Linked DNA regions of Mus musculus: regions 2, 3 and 4 are each linked to region 1. Evidence: chromatin loops called from intact Hi-C (ENCODE). Cell type or tissue: heart. All regions are shown on one strand. Links, peaks and the distances in the headings refer to the core of each region. The heading gives the core; the rest is flanking DNA. Region 1 holds the start of Rnd3 (Rho family GTPase 3). Region 2 holds the start of 1700057H21Rik (RIKEN cDNA 1700057H21 gene). Region 3 has its middle 99 kb from the start of Gm13490. Region 4 has its middle 20 kb from the start of Rbm43.

Evidence for each region. Hi-C counts contacts between places; a loop is a spot of excess contacts. Peaks named below come from ENCODE experiments on the same cell type or tissue, not always from the same donor. Only the 100,000 strongest peaks of a DNase experiment are listed, where the experiment ranks them.
Region 2: it touches region 1 in a loop (2.0-fold over the local background); 2 of 42 quality-filtered maps call a loop at or near these places.
Region 3: it touches region 1 in a loop (4-fold over the local background); 7 of 42 quality-filtered maps call a loop at or near these places.
Region 4: it touches region 1 in a loop (2.6-fold over the local background); 8 of 42 quality-filtered maps call a loop at or near these places.

Annotation. Positions count from the first base shown.
Region 1 is chr2:51,147,474-51,151,473 of GRCm38, forward strand. It overlaps Rnd3 (Rho family GTPase 3), which reads right to left and starts at 1,638. Exons shown (of 5, transcript NM_028810.2): 1 at 1,252-1,638; 2 at 751-838. The coding sequence starts at 1,401. In heart, for the core only: CTCF peaks have their summits at 279, 492 and 1,787; DNase peaks (open chromatin) are centred at 358, 1,118 and 1,698; H3K4me3 peaks cover 1,908 bases; H3K27ac peaks cover 1,710 bases; H3K27me3 peaks cover 603 bases.
Region 2 is chr2:51,432,940-51,438,942 of GRCm38, forward strand. 1700057H21Rik (RIKEN cDNA 1700057H21 gene) reads right to left here and starts at 4,961. Exons shown (of 3, transcript NR_130155.1): 1 at 4,755-4,961; 2 at 3,184-3,290. Gm32434 (a long non-coding RNA gene) reads left to right here and starts at 5,053. Exons shown (of 5, transcript XR_374359.3): 1 at 5,053-5,127; 2 at 5,234-5,376; 3 at 5,695-5,750. In heart, for the core only: a CTCF peak has its summit at 3,863 (motif pointing left); no DNase peak of the experiment used is centred there.
Region 3 is chr2:51,828,814-51,832,813 of GRCm38, forward strand. No RefSeq gene overlaps it. Among named protein-coding and RNA genes, the nearest start is that of Gm13490, 99 kb to the left of the region's middle. In heart, for the core only: a CTCF peak has its summit at 1,668 (motif pointing left); no DNase peak of the experiment used is centred there.
Region 4 is chr2:51,912,392-51,918,394 of GRCm38, forward strand. No RefSeq gene overlaps it. Among named protein-coding and RNA genes, the nearest start is that of Rbm43, 20 kb to the right of the region's middle. In heart, for the core only: CTCF peaks have their summits at 2,806 (motif pointing left) and 5,011 (motif pointing left); no DNase peak of the experiment used is centred there; H3K27ac peaks cover 265 bases.

The DNA.
Region 1 (4,000 bases), core at 1-4,000:
AACCCGGCCTTGAACCCTAGACCTCTGGACGGAACCCTCCAAGGCGCCAATAATTCAAGTAGACAGGAAGGTCAAAGGCGATCGGTGCTGCCTGCGGCTCTGCAGGCAGGCGAAGCCGAAGCAAAAGGGTAGGGGAGTGGTATGTTCGGAGAGCTGGCACAGAGTGATCCCTGGGCGGCCGCAGAAGCCGCTCTGCACCGGTGGCACAGAGGCTGCGGGGGCGGAGGCCCCGCGGTGGCCGCTGCCGGCACCACCAGCGCATTCCTGACAGTAGGCGTCACGGGCGCTGGCTCCGGCCATTCACCCATCTCCCTCAGCCTGGAACACCCCACGCAACCCGGAGGCTTTGGGGATCTTCTCCCAGCTCAGCCTGCGCCCCTGCCCCCAAACCAGATGGCTGGTGACACCCATGAGGGGCTTCCTCCGCGAGCGGGAGGGCTTCCACGCTGCTCTGTATGCTCCAGCACTGGGCCACCCTGGCGGCCCGCTCCGGCACGGCTCCAAGGAAGGACAACACAAGGCCATGCGGCCACCAGAGGCTCCTCCAGCAGGGTCACTCCGGACACCTAGCGTCCTCCTGTCCCCAAGACCACAATCACTCCCATTGCTGCCCCTGCCCAGAAAGGATAACATTTTCCGGCGGCTCGGGACCGGGAAGTCCCTCAAGGAGCCACATTAGCAGACAGGGCACCAGATCCCGAGCCCCCGGGCGCACCGGTTCAGACCGCCACGCGGTGTGCCGAGTCTTACCTGAAGTGTCCCACAGGCTCAACTCTATTCTTTGTGTGTCGATTTCAAAACTGGCAGTGTAATTCTCAAACACCGTAGGGACGTAATTCTGGACGAACGAAAGGGACAGAAGAGGAAGGTGGCAAAGAGATTATTAAAAACACGACCCGTAGATCGAACACTTGAAAAACCACCAAGCCCCCAATTAAAAAACCACCACCACCAACAACCTCACACTCCTTACACAGTAAACACGCAGCCCCCTCCCGAGAGCCCACCCAGGTCTCCCCACCCGGCCTCCCACACTGAAACCAGCAAGTTTCTGGGGCCAAGAGCCCAGGGTGCTGGCGGGTCCCAGCCAAGACCCTTCCAGGACACTTTCGCTTCCCGGCCGTGTGGCGGCAGAGACGGCTGGGCATGAGAAAGATTTTCAAGAAAATCAGTGAAGCAGGAGAAAGGCGCAGTCCTCCAGACCGGGGACCCCACCAGCCGCTCCCCTCAAGACGTGCGGGTCACACTCACTTCTGGGAAGCAGTCCTTGGCGAAGACGTGGAGCAGCGCGGTTTTCCCACACTGGCTGTCGCCCACTACTACTATCTTGCATTTCACGTTCTGATTAGGATCCATGATAGATTTACTGGATAATTTCTGGCTGGCTCTTCTCTCCTTCATTGATGTTGCCTTATTTTCTCTTGGAACAGGAATTTTCTCTTTAGAAGAAAAAATATATATATATATATACTTCTCTCTATAAAAAGCAGATATAAAAATAAATCGCAAGGCCGGCGGGAACCCCTTTAAGCACAGCGGAGTGGAGGAGGAGAGGCAGCGGCTCTTTACTCCTCTCCTACAAGTTTTCTGCCTGACTCCGCGCCTCTCTTCCCAAGTCCAATTCCGATCGGTCTGCTTTGTTTCACGCTCTCCGCGCCGCTTTATACGCCCAGCCTTCCAATCCGCTCCGCTTTCTCAATGAGAGAAGGAAACCGATCCGCCTCCTCCCCTTTTATGGAGCCTGGGAGCCAGCACGGCCGCCCCGTTGGCGGAAAGTGTAAGCAGCGCGCCCTCTAGGGTGGCGTGCAGGATGGCTTGCAGACCCAGGTTCTGGCATAACCTGAAGGTGCCAGGCAGGATTTGCAGATGGGTAGGTTGTTCAGGGCCAGGGTGAGGGGAAGCAGATAATCTGTGCACATGGATTTGCATTGGGATTCCTTTCAAATTGCTTTCCAAGGGGCTCGCCTCCAGAAGCCTCGTCATCATTTGTGAAAATAAAAAAAAAAATTCCCAATCAAATTAATAATACAGAAGTAAATCTTGGAAGGGAAAGGCTAAGTTTTTGTGTTCCCAAACCCATAAAATCATTATCTATCTATCTATCTATCTATCTATCTATCTATCTATCTATCTATCTATCTATCTATCTACCTACCTATCATCTATCTTCTATCTATCTATCTATCTATCTATCTATCTATCTATCTATCTATCTATCTATCTATGTATCTATCTATGTATCTATCTATCTATCTACATATATAGTACATAATAACATAGATGATTTATTTCAAACACTAGAACTCGTTTTCCTTGACCTTTGTAGAGGACTGGCTTTTTAAACTGTCAGATTCAGCTATTCCAGAGAAGGTAGGAGGCTTTGGGGAGTGACATGATAATGTGAATAGGTGCAGGGGCGAGAAAAAAGAGAGATGACAAAAACTATCAGAAACTTGGCCGCAACTGCCACTCTCTCTGTGACAGCTCTAGAACCAGGGGTCTAAGCACTCTTTGCTCCCTTCAGCTGTACCCTCCCTCCTTCACCTAAGAATCAAGGAGTTGGACTTAAAAAGCACACATGCTCATTGTGGAAAATTTAGGGACTCCCCTCCTCCACACACGTACTCCAGTCATTCCAAGTCTCCCTTTCAACAAGTCTTAGAAGAGACAGACAAGACTGTGTTTGTTCTCTTGTCTTCTGAGAACAGTGTCTTCATTGCCAGTCACCCCGACAGCCAGGAAGCGTCAGTTATTAAATTTGTAGTGAAGGTGTCTGGGAAGAAAGTTCAGCCTGTGAAGGGCTTGGTCAAGTGCGACTTGAATTTCACCACCAGCACCCATATAAGGAGGCACTCCTGAGACAGACCCAGAGGATCCGTGGGGCTTGCTAGCCAGCCAATCCAGTCAAATTGAGGAACTCAGGATTCAGTGAGAGGCCATGACTCAAAGATAATGTAGATAGAAATTGAGGAAGATAAACAACCTCTGGCTTCCACACATATACTAAACACATACATATAAGTACTTACACATACACACACAACCCTTTAAGGAAAGTATAGTGACTGAATATGTAGTGAATTACTAGAATCATGAAATCACAGGACCTAGAATGCTATCTTACTTCTTTCAGACTCGAGAACCTTGAAGTCGTCCCCTAAAGACAGTCCTGAATCTATCTTTGGGGATAGGTGTGTTTTACACAGGCTGACCATGGAAAGGGCAGAGCTGGCCGAGGTCATATGTCTGCATTTGCCAAAATTTGCTTGGCAGAGCTTTATTCGTTTGCCCCAATATCATCTCTTAAAGTCTTAGGTTGCACTGTCATGTCACAGAGGGAAAAGTATCCTATGTGAACTTCATAGAGTTTACCCTAGCATTTCCCTAGTCTTCCTAGTGCGGGAAATGCTCCTCAAGCTGTTTGTGTGGTCGAGGGAGATTGGGCAGAGCAGTGGGGGCTTTCAGACAAAGATGCATTTAGGCCATGAGCTTCACAGCTTCTGGCTAAGTGACACTGGAGTAGTCATTTCATCTCTGTAAGCCTTAGCTTTATCTTCTTTAAAATAGGTTTCATGAAGACATTGGTAAGAAGATGACAATGGCGCCTGCCTGTACTTGGTATTTCCCTGTAGCTCCCACTTGCTTGCCCAGAACCAAGTCTCATGTCTGGGTGAATCCTGGATTCATTAGTCGACTTACTAATAAGAAGTGGGCACATTTTTGTTCTCTCTCTCTCTCTCTCTCTCTCTCTCTCTCTCTCTCTCTCTCTCTCTCTCTCTCTCTTTCTCTTTTTTAACCTATGACACTTCCCCTTCCAGAGAGATGACTTGGCCTGCCACATTCCTGAATTGATATAGTTTATATGGTCAAAGTCACCTTACCTACAATTAATTATTAGTTATTTTGAGTTGACTTGTTAATGAACTGGACATCAGATAATTTATCATCTAAGCTATATCTGAGCACCAAATAAGACACCGCCAATGATCTGGCAGGCCTC
Region 2 (6,003 bases), core at 2,004-6,003, 290 kb after region 1:
GAAAAGGACTGAAGCCCTGAAAGCCAGCAGAAAGAGTGGAAACAGGCAACCTCAAGAGGTAGGAGGTGCAGGGATCCTCTAGAATGTACCAGAGACCTGGGAGGTGAGAGACTCTTAGGATTCAAAGGGAGGGATCTTAGATGAAATGTCCAACAATGGGGAGAGGGAACTTGTAGAGTCCACCTCTAGTAAAAAAGACAGGGCATCAAGTGGAGGGATGGGGTTGCCATCCCACAGTCAAGAACTCTGACCCAGAATTGTTCCTGTCTGAAGGAACTACAGGAGCAAAAATGGAGAAGAACCTTAGGAAAAGGAGGTCCAGTGACAGGCCCAAATTGAGATCCAGCTCAGGGGGAGGCCTCAAGCCCTGACACTACTACTGCTGATGTTATGGTATGCTTACAAAAAAGAGGCCTATCATAATGGCCCTCTGCAAAGCCCAACCAGCACCTGAAAGAGCCAGATGCAGATACTTACACCCAACCAATGGTCAGAAACTAGTGAACCCTGTGGTTGAATTAGGGAAAGGCTGGAAGAAGCTGAGGAGGAGGGTGACCCTATAGAAGGGCCAGCAGTCTCAACTAACCTGGATCCCCCGGATCTCTCAGACACTGATCCACCAGCCAGGCAGCATACATCAGCTGATTCGAGGCCCTCTGACATATATATAGTAGAGGACTGCCAGGTCTGGACTCAGTCAGAGATAATGCACCTAACTCTTGAGAGACTTGGGGCCCCATGGAGTGGGGAGGTCTAGGGGTTGGGGGGAGGGGACATCCTCTTGCAGACAGGGGGGTAAGTGTGGGATTTTGGAACAGTTGGGAGGGGGATAAACTAAAGAATAAAAATAAATAAATTAAATTAAAATAAAAGAAACAATATGAGTTTAATATTTCATCCCTACAACCTAAAGACGTTGCCTCTATTAAAACCTGAAACCTTTAAGTGAAAATGCTTTCCATAACATTAATGTACAAAACCCAGCAAAATTGCTAATTAAAGTTAATTATAATTAATTGTTCTAGAGTTCAAAAATCCAAAAACAAATACTTTTTAAAATTAAAAATGTCTATTATGGAATCTTGTATAAGAATAGTAAATAAACACAGAAAATCTCTTCCTTAAAAACAAAAGGTATTTGGCCATTTACATAGTGAAGAAATAAATCTAAACCAATTTCCAAGGAGATACTAAAACCTACACAAATCTCAAAATTTTTCTAAGTTTGGAAAAAAATTTATGTATACAAGAACCCATTGCACTCAAAGAACAAAAAACTTCTAAAATTTACTGCAACCTATGTCATAACCAAGCTGATGAAGCCGACAACGAAGGGAGTATCTTAACAACAGTCAGAGGATTCAAATACTAAACAAAGGAAAAATCGACTCTTATCTTCCTGGACTCTTATCAAAATCAATGAAAGAAGACAAAAATAAGATACTTAAAGTGCTTAAAACAAAGCTTATCAACCAATAATTTCACATTTTATAAACCTTTTATCAATCTCCATCTAGATTAATTAATAAAATTGTTAGAGAAATATAAATAAATTGTTTAAAGACGTTAAATGAAATTCTTTAGACTATAAATAATGATACTATGTAGAAATATATATTTACCCCAAATACCAAAAAGTTCTGAAATTGGTAACTACACAGGTTAATGAATACACACAGACACACAGTTCTATGTGACATAATGACATTTGTGAACCACAAGTCATCAGTGGACCACAGAATTATAGTGGTCTCATAAGATTATAATCTAGATTTGTAGTGAGCTATCAAGAAAACTTTTGCAAACACATTTCTGATATTCACTTAGTGGTAAAATAGTCTAACAATACATTTGCCAGAAACTATCCATACTGATCAGTGATACATAGTTGGGAATTGCCTGTACACATGAATTATATAGTAGCAAATGAAGGAAATCATATGTGTTCGTTACTTCTCTCATTGCTGCTTCCAACTCTCTGACCAGAAGCAACTTGAGGAGAGAATAATTTATCTTGGCCTGTGGTTTGAGCAGGGCTAGTTGGTGAGTCTCATGGCAGGAGATAAATGATAGCTAAAGCACCTTGGTCCACAGTGCTGGGAATGTGTACATGTCAAAAGATCATAAAAGCATTCTGGCGGGAAACTATAGCCAGGCTATAACCATAGGGCCACCCTTCCTGGTGATCCATTTCCTCCACCCAGCTCTCAATACAATCATTAGCTGATGACCAGGAGTTCAAACGCATGAGCTTGCGCAGGACATTTTATATTCAAATGTGCATAGTTAACTGTAACACATAGGCTGAAAAACAATACCTCCAGAATTTTAGCCCAGCACCCCACATTTCAATAACTGATATATGAGCTGAGTATGTCACTCAGTCAATACAACACTAGCTGTGCCAGCGTCAGGGGCCAAGTTTGAATCCCCAGAATTCCCATAGAGCCAGCTGGCAGTGTGTGTTTCTGTAATCCCAGCACCCCTAGGGAGACATGGCTATGGTGAGTGGAGAGTCCCAAGAGCCTTGCAGGGCAGTAGCCTGTCATGAGCACCAGGAAGAAAACTAGACATGGCTCTCTGTCTCCAACAAGATGAAGGACTGACACCAAAGTTGTCTTCTGACTTTTACACATGGACTGTGCATATGTGGACTTATATTCAAGCACACAAAGAGGGAGGGGAGAGAGGGAAAGAGAAGGAGAGAGGAGATGGGAGGGGGAAGGGGGAAGAAACAGAGAGAGGGAGAGAGCAGGGAGAGGGGAAGAGAGAGTTGTGGAGAAGGGTGGAAGAGTAAGAGAGAGGGGAAGAGAGGGGCAAGAGAGAAAGAATACAAAAAAAAATGAAACAACTGCTGTAATAAGCAGCCAGAAAGAAAAAAAGAAAAAAAGAAAAACGATTTAATGCTCTTAACCTTGATCCAACTGGCATTTATGAAGTTCCACCCAGCTCTAGCAGGAAACACATTTTTCCCCAATTATGCATGGCTCATGTGCTAAGAAAGAAAATTTCCTACATTGAAGGGGGTTGCATTTTTCTGAATATTAAAGTGAGGTGTTATTTATGGCATGTGGGATTCAAACTCATGTAAAAAGAGGATAAATCAACACGGAAGAAAACAGGTGAGGCCTTAGTTTGCAAAAGGGAAGCCCAGCACAGCATATTTTAAGGATGGGACAATACCTGGTGCGCTGATTTGAAGTGATCTTTGTGGCATGTGCCTTTTTTGTTGTTGTTGTTCAATAACAAGTTCCAGAGAATGTCCCTCGACCTCCACCCCCAGCTGCTTCCTGTAAATGAAGGCAAGGAAAACTGCAGAGAAAATGAAGGCTGAAGAGCTCAGCATGTGCCTGGGAGCCAGGGTAGAGACAAAGGAGCAGCCTTGAGGCCTGAGGGAACCAAACTCAACAGGGAGAATCTGGAGTCAGAGGTGAACCGCGTGGATCCACTTACAGAAATCCAGAGGGCACCAGCTGGCTGTGAACATGGTGGCTTGGTTTGACCCTCTTCCACCTTAATGCTTGGAGGGTGACCCCAAAGAATACTGTGTTGTTTTTGTTCTCCCCTTGCAAGTCACCACAGAGAAAAGTAGCCCTGTGGATTTGTTTCTAAATCGATTCTAACCACCTCGCCAACAGAGGAAAACTAAATACAGTTTACTTACAAATACATATATTTTTGTTACATCATTTCCACCCTTTTATAATTTAAGCATTGTCTCTGAAAAAGTGACAGGAGTAGGGGCTGGAGAGATGGCTGGGCTGTTAAGATCACTGGCTGCTCTCCTAGAGGACCTTGGTTGGATTCTCAGCAGAAGTCTCTGCAGCTCCAGTTTCAGGGTATTCTGCGCCCTCTGCTGGCCTCCACAGGCAGTGCATGCTCGTGGTACCCAGACAATGTCAGCAAAACACCCCCGCCCTAGTTTTGTTACTATAAATGTTTCTGCCTTACAAATACTGGTGATTTTCATCAATGATCTTGATGCTATATGCAGTTTTAAGAAATATTTTTCAATTTAAATAAAGTTAACAATTTGGAAAGTCAAAAAAAGAAAAAAAATAAACAGTGTCAAAGTGAGAACAAAACAACAGCATGGAAATCCTAGGATATTTTCAAAAGGGAAAACTCTTCAAACAGAAATCTACCCTCCTCTTCAGCCAGGCTAACCCCCAGATGCCCCCACCTCTCCTCTGCCCCAACCTCCACATTATAATATTCTCAACTGATAGCAAATAGAAGCAGGGGAAAAAAACAAAACAAAACAAAACACCACAACAGAATCTGCCTTTCAGTTCTAAGCACAGGCAATGGAGATGACAAAAGGAGTTCTGGACGTACTATATTGTACGTTGCTGTTTCACTAGGAGGACTGAATGCTGCTTCACTTCAAAGTGTCTCCTTTGTAAAGAAAGAAGTTTATTTGATGGCATGCTCAAGGCTTCTGTCTGTACTACGTTATCTTAGCACTGTTATGCCCAAGTCTCAGGGACCCCAAAGACTACCAAGGAGTCAATTCCGATGCAAACATACAGGGTCTTTAATGCGAGCAAGGACTCTCACCTGCACCATGACAATGGCTCAGAAATGAGTGGTTACAACAAGCTTGGCGAGTTTCCATACGGGTCAGCAAGTTAATATTTTTAAAACTGCATTTCTGACGTAATCTGTAGGAACCAGATACAGGGGCAAAACCACCTGACAAACAGGATGGCCAGATTTTCTATTTTCTGCAGGATGTCTTAGGTTATATGTACCTTGGCCCTGCCAGTGTAGCCTGACTGGCCGTTGCTAGGGGTAGGGTCCAGGAGTCCGGGCAGTTGCCGTATGATGTTCGCACAAGTGGTCTTCATGGCTTTCATCCTGGAATTGGAGTCAGGCCTCGTACAAACTGGAGCTTCTTCTTTAAAAAATGGAGTTGGTTGGGCTTTAGAGCACCACTTGTCAGTTCCTCCTAGGAATCCTTCTGGAAGCTACAAAGCACCCCTGCCTCTTTATTGGGCTATGTGACATCACAGAACATCTGCATCACACCCACTCCCACGTGATCGGCAAGTGCTGTGCGACAGAGAGAGGATGAAACACAACAAGGAGCGCAGGGCAGGGAGGATCTCCGTAGGGCTGAAGCCGGTGGGTCATGCTGCTTACTGTAGCTGGTTTTTGATTAGTCTGCGTTGCCCAGATGCTATTGCACTGGGTGGTAAAATGGCCTAGATTATTATCTCTGTGCCTCTAGGAGCTGGCACTTCACCTGCCTAACATGGAATGCTGCTTCTTAAATGGCGTTAGATTGGATTCTGGTGAATTAAGGACTGTTCACAAATCTGGAACAGAAACAAATGATCACTCCGTAACAAGAACTCCAAGGAACAAGTGATGGTAAGTCGGAGAGGGGAGGGTGGGACATTTTTCCCAACAGTCCAAGACAGATAATCCATTAAAGTCAAGTGGCTTGTGGCCAATGAGAGTTGTTAATACTACAGAGACTTGGCGAAACCATTTGTGGGTTTTCCATTTCAACACAGTATCTAACAAACATCAATTTACAGGCAACCTGGGCAGTGAGCAATAATTCCCCAAATGACCCGTCCCCAGCCCCCACCTCCCAAACACCTCCCACACATACACCCCATGCACACCCTGTGCCTTTGAGTGACCCCTTCCTTCCCAGCACTGAACTCTGTTTTTTCTGTTTAGCAATGAGTGCCCATCCTCTGCTCTTACCTCCGGGACCAGCAGCCAAGCAAACAACAGTAAGCGTCTATTTTAGTAGGATCAATACATTTCTAGATGTTGTGACTGCTGAGTGTGACCCCATGTTCTCAGGCATAGTGGAAGGGATTGCATCTCTGAGCAAGAGAACACACAATCACAGGACATCTTAGGAACCAAGGAACTGGACTTTTAAAAATGTAAACTCTATGTAGTTAGAATTTAATCCAGCTCAGGGGATGGCAATCTGACTCCTGATGTGTCTTCCCTTACCTCTAGATACTTAAGCAGAAA
Region 3 (4,000 bases), core at 1-4,000, 680 kb after region 1:
TCCTCAAGGCTCATGGATCTATGTGGGAGAGGAGGCAGAAATATTATAAGAGCCCTAGGGGATGGATGACTGCAAGGAAGCATTCTCCTGACGCAAGAGGACTGATGTACACATGAAACCACAGAGGCTGTGGGAGCATCCACAGACCTGCACATACGTGTTCAAGACAGAACCAGTTCTGAGACTTAGAAGTGGACATAGTGTCCCACCCTAACTAAAAATCTGCTGGCAAAGGGAAAATAGATTTTCTCTAAAGGAGTATCTTAAGTATATTAACCATTCTCCAGGGCAGTCCCCATGCCCAAGAATAGTTGGCCATCACAGAAAAAAAAAAGTTGTATTTTTTTGTGGACTCTCTTTCATTAGGGCTTGTTTTGGCCTTTATTTTTTTCTTATTGGTCTTTGTTTTTGATATGTGATTTTGTGGGAAGGGTTGTGTATGATTTTTGTTTTTTGTTTTGTTTATATTTTTGCTTCTAAATTTTTATTTTTTGTTTGTTGAAATAGAGAGAAAGAACATAAAGTTGGGTAGGTATCTGGGAAGGGTTAGGGGAGGGGAAATGATCAAAATACATTATATGAAGAAAACAAATTTCAACTTTAAAAAAAATCATATACGGGGAAAGAGGGTCCACTTCCTTCAAGCACCACAATGAGGGGTGCTTCTGAATGCTTGAAGTATGATAGAAGGTACATCCCAGTTTTCAGGACTAGAATATTTTAAAGGAATAGCCAAGTATGCTTAGCCTTAAAAGAGAGAGAGAACATGTTTTGTAGTCACTGATGTTGTTTGCATTTGACATCCATCAGGCATTAAAGATTGATAAGCAAAAAAAGAACAGGAGATCAGCAAATCCCCACAAGTTTCTTTTTTCCACTTGGACTCTGTCCCACAACGTCAGAATTTCTGTGGGGACCATTGGCTACCACCAAGTGTCAGAGGCCAGAGTTAATGAGGGAAAGAAAACTGGGCAAGTAGGAGTGTGGTGCTTGCAGAAACTCTTGAACTTATGTGGGGTACTTAGCTGCATAAGGCAATAAATCGAATGATGAATTTCATGGTGTTTGTGTTGTGACGCCCATCAATTGAGGACAAAGCAGTTTAACTCTCAGGCCTTCTTCTCAAATCTCTGTAACAAAGAAGCAAATCATAACCCCTACCTTCAATCCAAGGCCTTGGAAACACATACACACACACACACACACACACACACACACACACACAGAGAGAGAGAGAGAGAGAGAGAGAGAGAGCACTTCTGTATGCATTTATGAAGCTAGTTTTTAATCACTGTAGTTCCTTCTAAGTCAAAGGTATTGCTTGGACTTACATCGTCAGCAACCTAATGGAAGTGGCATGTAATTCATTTGTGAGTCCCCCGTGAAGTGTATGGGTAGGAAATTATGCACCTGTATTACATGGGCAATTAACCAGCTTTTCTGATCGAGGTAGTGACAGCTGCTAATCATGCCACCTAATTCCCTCCCATTTTAAATTTATTATTATTACTCTTGCAGCAATTTTCTGATCTCTTTCCTTTCTAATGCTTTCATTTTGTTTTTCCTTCAGAAAACTCGAACTGAACTCCTGACCCCTGCTGGAACCCTGCCTCCTCTGAAGTACAGGCTTCATTTCTTTTCCTCCTTCGTGTTTCCTGATTGGAGCTCCCTCTGCTGACCGAACAGACTTGCTTTCAAGGCAATATTTAGAAACTGTGTGGTCTTCCCTCTTATTCGCTGTCCTAGTTTGCTCTCTATTGCTGTGATAAATGCCATAACAAACGCAATATCATCATGACTCAGGGAGGAAAAGCATCTTACAGATTATGGTTCTTTATGAAGAGAAAAGAGGACAGAGATGGAAACAGAAGCCATAGGGGAAAGCCGCTTAATGGCTTGCCCTCCATGGCTTGCTCAGCTTTAAAGAACCCAGGACCGCCAGCCCAGGCATGACATCATCCACAGTGGACATCAATCACAAATCAAGGAAATGCCCCCCCCCAGCAACTTGCCTACAAGCCAATGTTATAGAGGCACATAGTTAAAAAAAATACATAAAAATGAAAACCTTAGTGTATACATTCCACTGAAATCAACTGTACCACATGGTTTTAATGTTCTCTCTCTACCTAGCCACTGACACATGACACATGGGGGACGCTAAAGATTCCAAGTGAACAAGTCCAAAAGAACACCTCAACACACACACACACCACACACACACACACACACACACACACACACACACACACACATTCTAGACAGTATTTGTGCTATGATGCTTTCTAGAATAAGTTCAAGGCCTGGTGAGGATGCCCAGTCAGGAGCTACCCCATTCATAGTGTACGTGTATGCCCAGAGGGTTTGGTAGAGGCCTCCCTTCTTCATCCCTTACACCGCATCTTGCAGACCACAGTTCTTCAAATAGAGACTCTGCAAATGTCTTTCTGAAGGCAAACCCTGTCACCTGAAGCACATTGATTTGATCCAAGCTAATTTTTTGAAAGCCCCTAAAAAAAATAATTCCCGCTATAAAGAAGGATCAGCTGGCCTGCTTAGGGGACTCTTCCACCCCTGATGCCTGTGATCCTGTGATATGATCCAATCGGCCTTCATGGAGGGCTGTCTGCTGAGTTAATTGTATGCACTTCTTTGTGTTCTTCTCTTATGTTTATTTCATTGCAATATTTACAAAGGGACTTGCGAAATAAGTCACTATGCAAATGGGAGCGTGCATACAAGATCCCGAGGAATATTAAAATTCATTAACCTTATTTACATTTGAAGCATTATCATGTATATTTGAGCACAGTGCACCTGCCAGGAGGACGTTGGGCCACATCAGCAGTCCACTGAATAATCTATTCACTGCCTTTAATTTCCTTGTCAAGTAAAGTAAAAACTTCCTTATTTTGGATGCATGCAGAAATCACTCCCAAGCTTCTCTAATCGCCAGCAGTTCTTATTTCTAGAGGAGTCTAACATAAATTTCAAGTTGTCCATTGACATTTGAAAGATGAATTTCCCTGAAGAAAATTTCCCATCTTTATTAAATTTGAAGTACAATGTTTCTCTTATCACCCACTTGGAAATGAAGGAGACCAAACTCATTCTTTTGGGTGCTGACAAAAGAGAAAAAAAAAAAAAAGGTTTTGCCTGCCTGGAGCCCTTCCCCATCCAACCCAAGGAACTCCATTGTCTACAAAGAAGGAAAATAGATGGCTTGGAGATTTATGAAGGTGAAGGAAACATCCATTTTTTTCTTTGGGGGGGAGGAAGGGAGTAGGGGTGAAACAAGAAAATCTTCACAGTTGCATTTAACATTCCCCAGAGTCACCGTTACATTTAACATTCTCTAGAGCTATGAGAATGGACTCTGTCACAACCCACCCGGCTTTGGATTGTATAGTGGAGGGGAAAAAAAGAGTATGATCAATAAGTGTTTTCTAACAGGATAAACCAAGTAAAGGGTGAGTTTTGATCAACCAATGCCTTCTTGGGTTTACTAATGCAAGTTAACAAGTTGGAGGAGATAGGCGACTAGCACAGGAAAGTGGAATTCTATTGCTACAGTGATAAGAAGCAAAGAAGCTGAGTGCTGAGTGGTACCAGAGGAAACTGTTCCCAGAAATTGAGGGCAGCCAAGACTCAAAGATTTTCTTAATAAATGACGGTGGACTTGTTCTCTGGGGTGTGTGTGTGTGTGTGTGTGTGTGTGTGTGTGTGTGTGTGTGTGTGTGTGTGATATAAATACCTCCCTCGACCCTTCACCCTCCATGAATTGTCAGGAAAGTCTACATGTCAGCTCTGAGTTTTCTGAGCAGATGATTCCAAGCATAGTGAGTTCCCATCAAGGCCCAGGTGCTGTGCCAGTCAACTGCGAGGACGTATGGGGTTCTGTGAGAACAATAGACCCAGAGACTATGTGGTACTCCAGGAGGCTCCTTAAGTGTCATCTAGCCCACAGGAATGGTGAGGTGGACTGGTGGGCTTCTTAAAC
Region 4 (6,003 bases), core at 1,118-5,117, 770 kb after region 1:
CGCTCTGAGCTCCTATGATTAATTAAAAGATTGCATCTGGATATAGAGCATGTGTGTGTAAGAACGGGATTTCTCACGCAGAGCCTGTTCCTGGTACCTTCTCAACGCCATCCATCCTGCGTGTAGAAGAAAACTAATCCCAAACTGGACGTCTCTTTCCAGAGGGACTGGAACCTAACGTCCAGGATCAGAAAGGCGTCAGCAGTAGTTTAGCCTGGAGTTTCAGTCCAGGTATCCCAGAGAAACAGAACAGCCAACCCGCCATCTTCCTTCTCTGGACCAGACCGCAGAGGCCATCAAGGTAGGAAGACCCGAGGAACGAAGAGTGGCTTTTTCTTACAGTGCAGAAGGACATAGCACAGTTAAGGTTTTCTTTCTATCCTGAGCAGAAGTCTTGACAATAAACATCTGGAAGCTTGTCCACTATGAATTGCTTGGGTTTCTTCTCCTCTGTTTCCCTGAGGCCACAGTGACATGATACTGTAAGAATTCCCCCCACCCCCTCTTTCATCTGCTTCCTTTCCACTGACAGCTCATAAAGGATGGGCCGCACTGGGAACGAAAGCTTCCCAGTTATTTTCTTAAAATACCAGGGGAGTTTCAGCTCCACAGACCTCGGACTGGATGCCAGAGAGAACATTTTTCCTAAGTCGTGGCAGCTTTGGTGCCTGGGGCTCCACCTGGATTCCCACACGGCCCTTTAAGGCCCGAGCTAATAGCTTACTAAGTCTTAGGAGAAAGATCCAGTAACCAGGTGGAAAAATTAGATAAGAGGCTTTTCCTGCTTGTTGTCTTTTTGCTAATAATGTTTTTTTAAATGCCTGTCATGTATGAGTTTTATACGAAGGTCCAAATTCTTTTTGTTGTACTTAGTCTTGTTTAAGCAAAATTTCACTGACTCTGCTTTATAAATACTAACATGTTGTATAAAAATAAAAAAAAAAAAACTTAAGTATATACCTGATACCCACTTAAGGCATAGGTTCTGGGTCAGAACACAGGTCTATTCAAGTCCCGACCCCACATTCCTAACTACCTTTTGTGTGTATGATGCTGGGGGTGGAACTGTGCGCATGCTAGCCATGCATTATACCATTGACCCACACCCTAGCCTTTCACCCTGTTGGGACCCTTTAAAAGCCTAGATGTGTCAGAAGATTTAAAAGCCAGAGTAATTATTCTCCTATTGGACCTGTGGAAGCTGCAAGTATCCTAGAATTCTCAAGGCCGCCATACCACACCTGCCATAGGTGTGGCCCGTCAGAAATGACCGAGCCATGGAGCTAAGAAGGCCAGAGGGAAACCTCCAGGTATGACTTCTGTTTCAAGAGAGGCTTGGGGGTCCATTTGAGAGGCAGACCCGGGAGCCCCTGCAGACTTTCATCAGACAATGTGGCTATTGTTTACAAGGATACAAGAGAAGAACAAAATGGACTTAAGAGATTTTTGACCTAAGATGACACACTAGATCCATCAGCAAACTCCCACCACCCCCTGCATGCCCTGACTCCCACTCTGCAATTCTGCTGTGGAAAAAGGAGATATCCCAGACTCTCTTGGGTTATGTTTCTGATAGTGAAATACCAGGGAAGTCTGGCATAAATGATGTTCATTTCTGACATCTAGAAAAGAGGCTCAAACTAGAAATTGAAAGTACTGGAGTATGGGGGGGGGGAGTACTATTTTCTTGTACATCTGACTTTGTAAGCTAAGAAAGGCATATCATATGTGTGTGTGTGTGTGTGTGTGTGTGTATAAAACAAAATTTTAAAGTATAAATACACATTGAAATATATATAGTACATTTTCATCTTCCCTTTCTCTCTCGTGTGTGTGTGTGTGTGTGTGTGTGTGTGTGTGTGTGTTTAGCACACACTGCATGTGTGGTGATCAGAGGGTTCTTCCTTCTGCCCTGTGGGTTCCAGGAAGCAACCTCAGATTGTCAAACTCACCCCGTCAGCTGAAACACTTCTCCAGACCTCATCTTTATTTCTCACAGAATTTTTCAGAAACTCACAAAAGTACAACAAATGCTTCAATGAACGCCTGTTCCAACAACTATCAAGCTAATATCCGTCTAATGTCTTCTATTATCCACTACTCAGAGAGAGACAGAGAGAGACAGAAAGAGAGTCAGGGATATGAGCACACCTTATCACTTTATCGTAGATACTAGACAACTATCTATAACTAAGCTGCATCCCACCTTTGTAGAATATTTTTAAAGATTTATTTATTATATGTAAGTACACTGTGGCTGTCCTCAGACACACCAGAAGAGGGCGCCAGATCTCATTACGGATGGTCGAGAGCCACCACGTGGTTGCTGGGATTACTCAGGACCTTCGGAAGAGCAGTCAGTGCTCTAACTGCTGAGCCATCTCTCCAACCCCTTTGTAGAATATTTTATAATGAGTTTTGGCATCAAGTGATTCCATGAAAACATTAATAGTTAAGGAATTTTTAGCATTGCCAAGATACCATTACCACACCTAATAAAACAAATAATAATTCCATAATATAACTTTTATTCCTGATCGAATTTCCCTGGTTGTCTCACAAAGATCACTTTAAGAATGATGTTTGCTCTATGACTCAAGTAAGGTCCATAGATTGTCTTAGGTAATAGGTCTCTCAAGTCCGTTTTAATGTGCAATCGTAACTTTACTCTCTAAAGTCTGTGATTGTTGCATTTCTAATGCATGTGTAATCTTGCCAATGGACTCAGGCTGATCCCTGAAGTCACAGGTTGACAGGCTCTGCAGGACAAAGAATTCCTCACAAAGGGGTCTGGCGCCCTCTAGTGCTTTATCAGATTGTAACTGCTTCTGAGTCTCAACCCAATTTTGAAACAAAAAAGCCAATCCTGGAGAAACTAGTTCCCACTCAAGGACAGCCCAGCTAAGTCACCTACAACACACTCCTGAGCAGCGAGTCTCTTTAATATTGAGAGATTACACTGAAATCCAAGTTAAGAGTCAGAAGCTAACAGTTTACCCATTCATTTGAGTCCTCAGATTACTAATGAGGATGTCACAGTCCATCACTCACAGTGACATCACCATTGTTTGTGCTGGAATTTCTGGCCACTGGTCCCTAGCACTTCCATTGTGCCAACATCTCATGCTTCACACTGCTGCTCCTTGGTGACATTCATGACCACATTCAGGTCGGCCTGGGGAAGGTAAAGAAGGCCTACTCTAAGGTAATGAACAGTTCCTGGCTTTTGTCATGGCACACCAAAAGAACAGAGGTGAGGTGATATAAAAGAAAATCATATAAATGCATTTTAAAAATTCTCAAGGCCAGGATCCCTGACCAGAAGACAGGACAAAAGAAGTATAAACTGTCCTGGAAATGATGTATTTTAAATGAGATGTTAAAATTAACATATTTTAGAGTAATAGTTGATTATATAGAATGTCAAACTAATATGAAAATAAAGGAAGCATCAAACTTAGAAACATTGGTGTACCTTGGATAATTCCAATTCTCCATTATATGGAAAGTTTGTGTTTTCCACTACAACTACATTAAAGCATACTTTTCTATCTGTGTGTTTAAAAATAATCATTACTGTTCTCGTTTGCATCTTATGGCTGCAATGAACGTTGACCAAAATCAATTCAGAGAGGAAAGGGTTTGTTTGGCTTGTACTTCCACTGTCCATCATTGAAGGAAATCAGGGCAGGAACTTAGGCAGGACTAGGAAGGCAGGAACTGAAGCAGAGGTCAAGAAGAAATGCCGCTTACAGGCACACTGCCTTGGGCTTGCTCAACCTGAGTTTTTATACAACCTGGGACCACCTGCCCAGAGATGACATCACCCACAGTGGGCTGGGCCCTCCCACATCAATCATTAACCTAGGAAATGCCCTTCTAACATGCCCATGAAACAATCTAATGTAGGCAGTCCCTGTTTGTATCATGTTAACATTTACCAACCAGCACAATGCCGTGAGTTACTTAAAAATACATATTCTGAAGGGGTTAGATAAAATTGAGAAGGCATGTGTTAAACACCTATAGTCCCAACACTTGAGAGGCTAAGGCAAGAAAACCCTGAGTTTCAGGCCAGCTTGAGCTACATAGAAAAACCCTGTAAGAGAAGGAGAAGAGGAAACAGAGGGATGGAAAAGGAGAGGGGAAAATGGAGGAGAAGATGGAAGTGAAGGAAGAAGAGGAGTGTCTTAGTCAGGGTTTCTATTGCTGCACAAACATCATGACCAAGAAACAAGTTGGGGAGGAAAGGGTTTATTCAGATTACACTTCCATACTGCTCTTCATCACCAAAGGAAGTCAGGACTGGAACTCAAGCAGGTCAGGAAGCAGGAGCTGATGCAGAGGCCATGGAGGGATGTTACTTACTGGCTTGTTTCCCCTGGCTTGCTCAACCTGCTCTCTTATAGAACCCAAGACTACCAGCCACCCACAAGGGGCCTTTCCCCCTTGATCACTAATTGAGAAAATGCCTTACAGTTGGATCTCGTGGAGGCATTTCCACAACTGAAGCTCCTTTCTCTGTGATAACTCCAGCTGTGTCAAGTTGACACACAACTAGCCAGTACAAGGAGGAAGAGGAAAAGGAGGGGAGAGAAGAGAAGGAGGAAGAGTAGCATGAGGAAGAAGAGGATGAAGAGGAGGAGGAAGAAGAGGAAGAGGAGGAGATAGTAGATGAGGAGGGAGGGGAAGAGGAGTATGAGGAAGAGGAGAAGGGGACAACGTAGTAAGAAGAGCAGCTAAGAATAAACACAGCTCCATCCTGGACACCGGATGCACAAACAGGAGCCCAGGGGTAACAACTTTTCAAGTCTTAATGACTATAGAAGAGAACTTCAGGTTTACATTGCCACCTTTACATTCATCATCAAAAGTTAAAAGTTTCAGGGCTGAAGGGACGGTTCAGAGGTTAGGAGCATTGGCTGCTCCTCCAGAGGTCCTGAGTTCAATTCTCAACAACCACATGGCAGCTCACAACCATCTGTAATGAGATGTGGTGCCCTCTTCTGGGCTGCAGGCATCTATGCAGGCAGAAACCATTATGTATATAATAAATAATCTTTTAAAAATAAAGTTACAATCCAGCACATCCACTACAGTTTCAGTTTAATGTGACTTCAAGCCCCAGCCCAGAGCAAACCTGCCTTGACTGCTTCCATCAGTCAAAGCTTCCATCGGCACGGGTAACAGGTTCAGACTTCACATTACTCTCCTTCCCCTCAGATCTCCAGAAATGATCTAGTGTGTGGTAATTGCTCTATTTTTTTCAATCATGTGTTGAGAGCTTAAAAAAAAAAAAAAAAAAAAAAAAAACGGGGTGGGCAAGGCCAGAATGAAAAATGTCCTCTGTATCTGACCCAAAAGAAACACCAGAGGCTGCAGGCTGGCAGACGTCTGCTGAAGTGAGTGAGAGTGAGCTCCGCTGTTGAGCTGCAGATTACCTTACTGTCTTTTGTCACCCCCTCCTCCAATAACAGGGGACACAGGACACAAGGCTCCCTTGACAAGAGAGTGCAGAGCCCACTAGAGAAGAATAGCAAGAGTCTCTGTGAGATCCCTTTAAGCCAGGCAGTGGTGGCGCACGCCTTTAATCCCAGCACTCAGGAGGTGGAGGCAGGTGGATTTCTGAGTTCGAGGCCAGCCTGGTCTACAGAGTGAGTTCCAGGACAGCCTGCCTCAAAAAAAAAAACAAAAACAAAAACAAAAACAAAAAAGAACTTGTAGCATCCAGCCCTTACCAAGTCCTTACACAAGAATGGCTGGTGACTCGGGCTCCCTAACATTACAAACCCATCATTGGTATTTATGCCCTATGAAGTCTCCAAGAACACTGAATTAGCAAATGCTGAACTCTAGGAAAGACACGGGGTTAGATCCTAGATCCTGGGAGTCTCAGGTCACGGTTTCAGAAATTGATCAATACCCAACCTTGTTTTCTGAGAATTTATTGTGGAGAATTTCTTATTGTATATCCTAACCCCCTCTCCTCTAGGTATCACAATC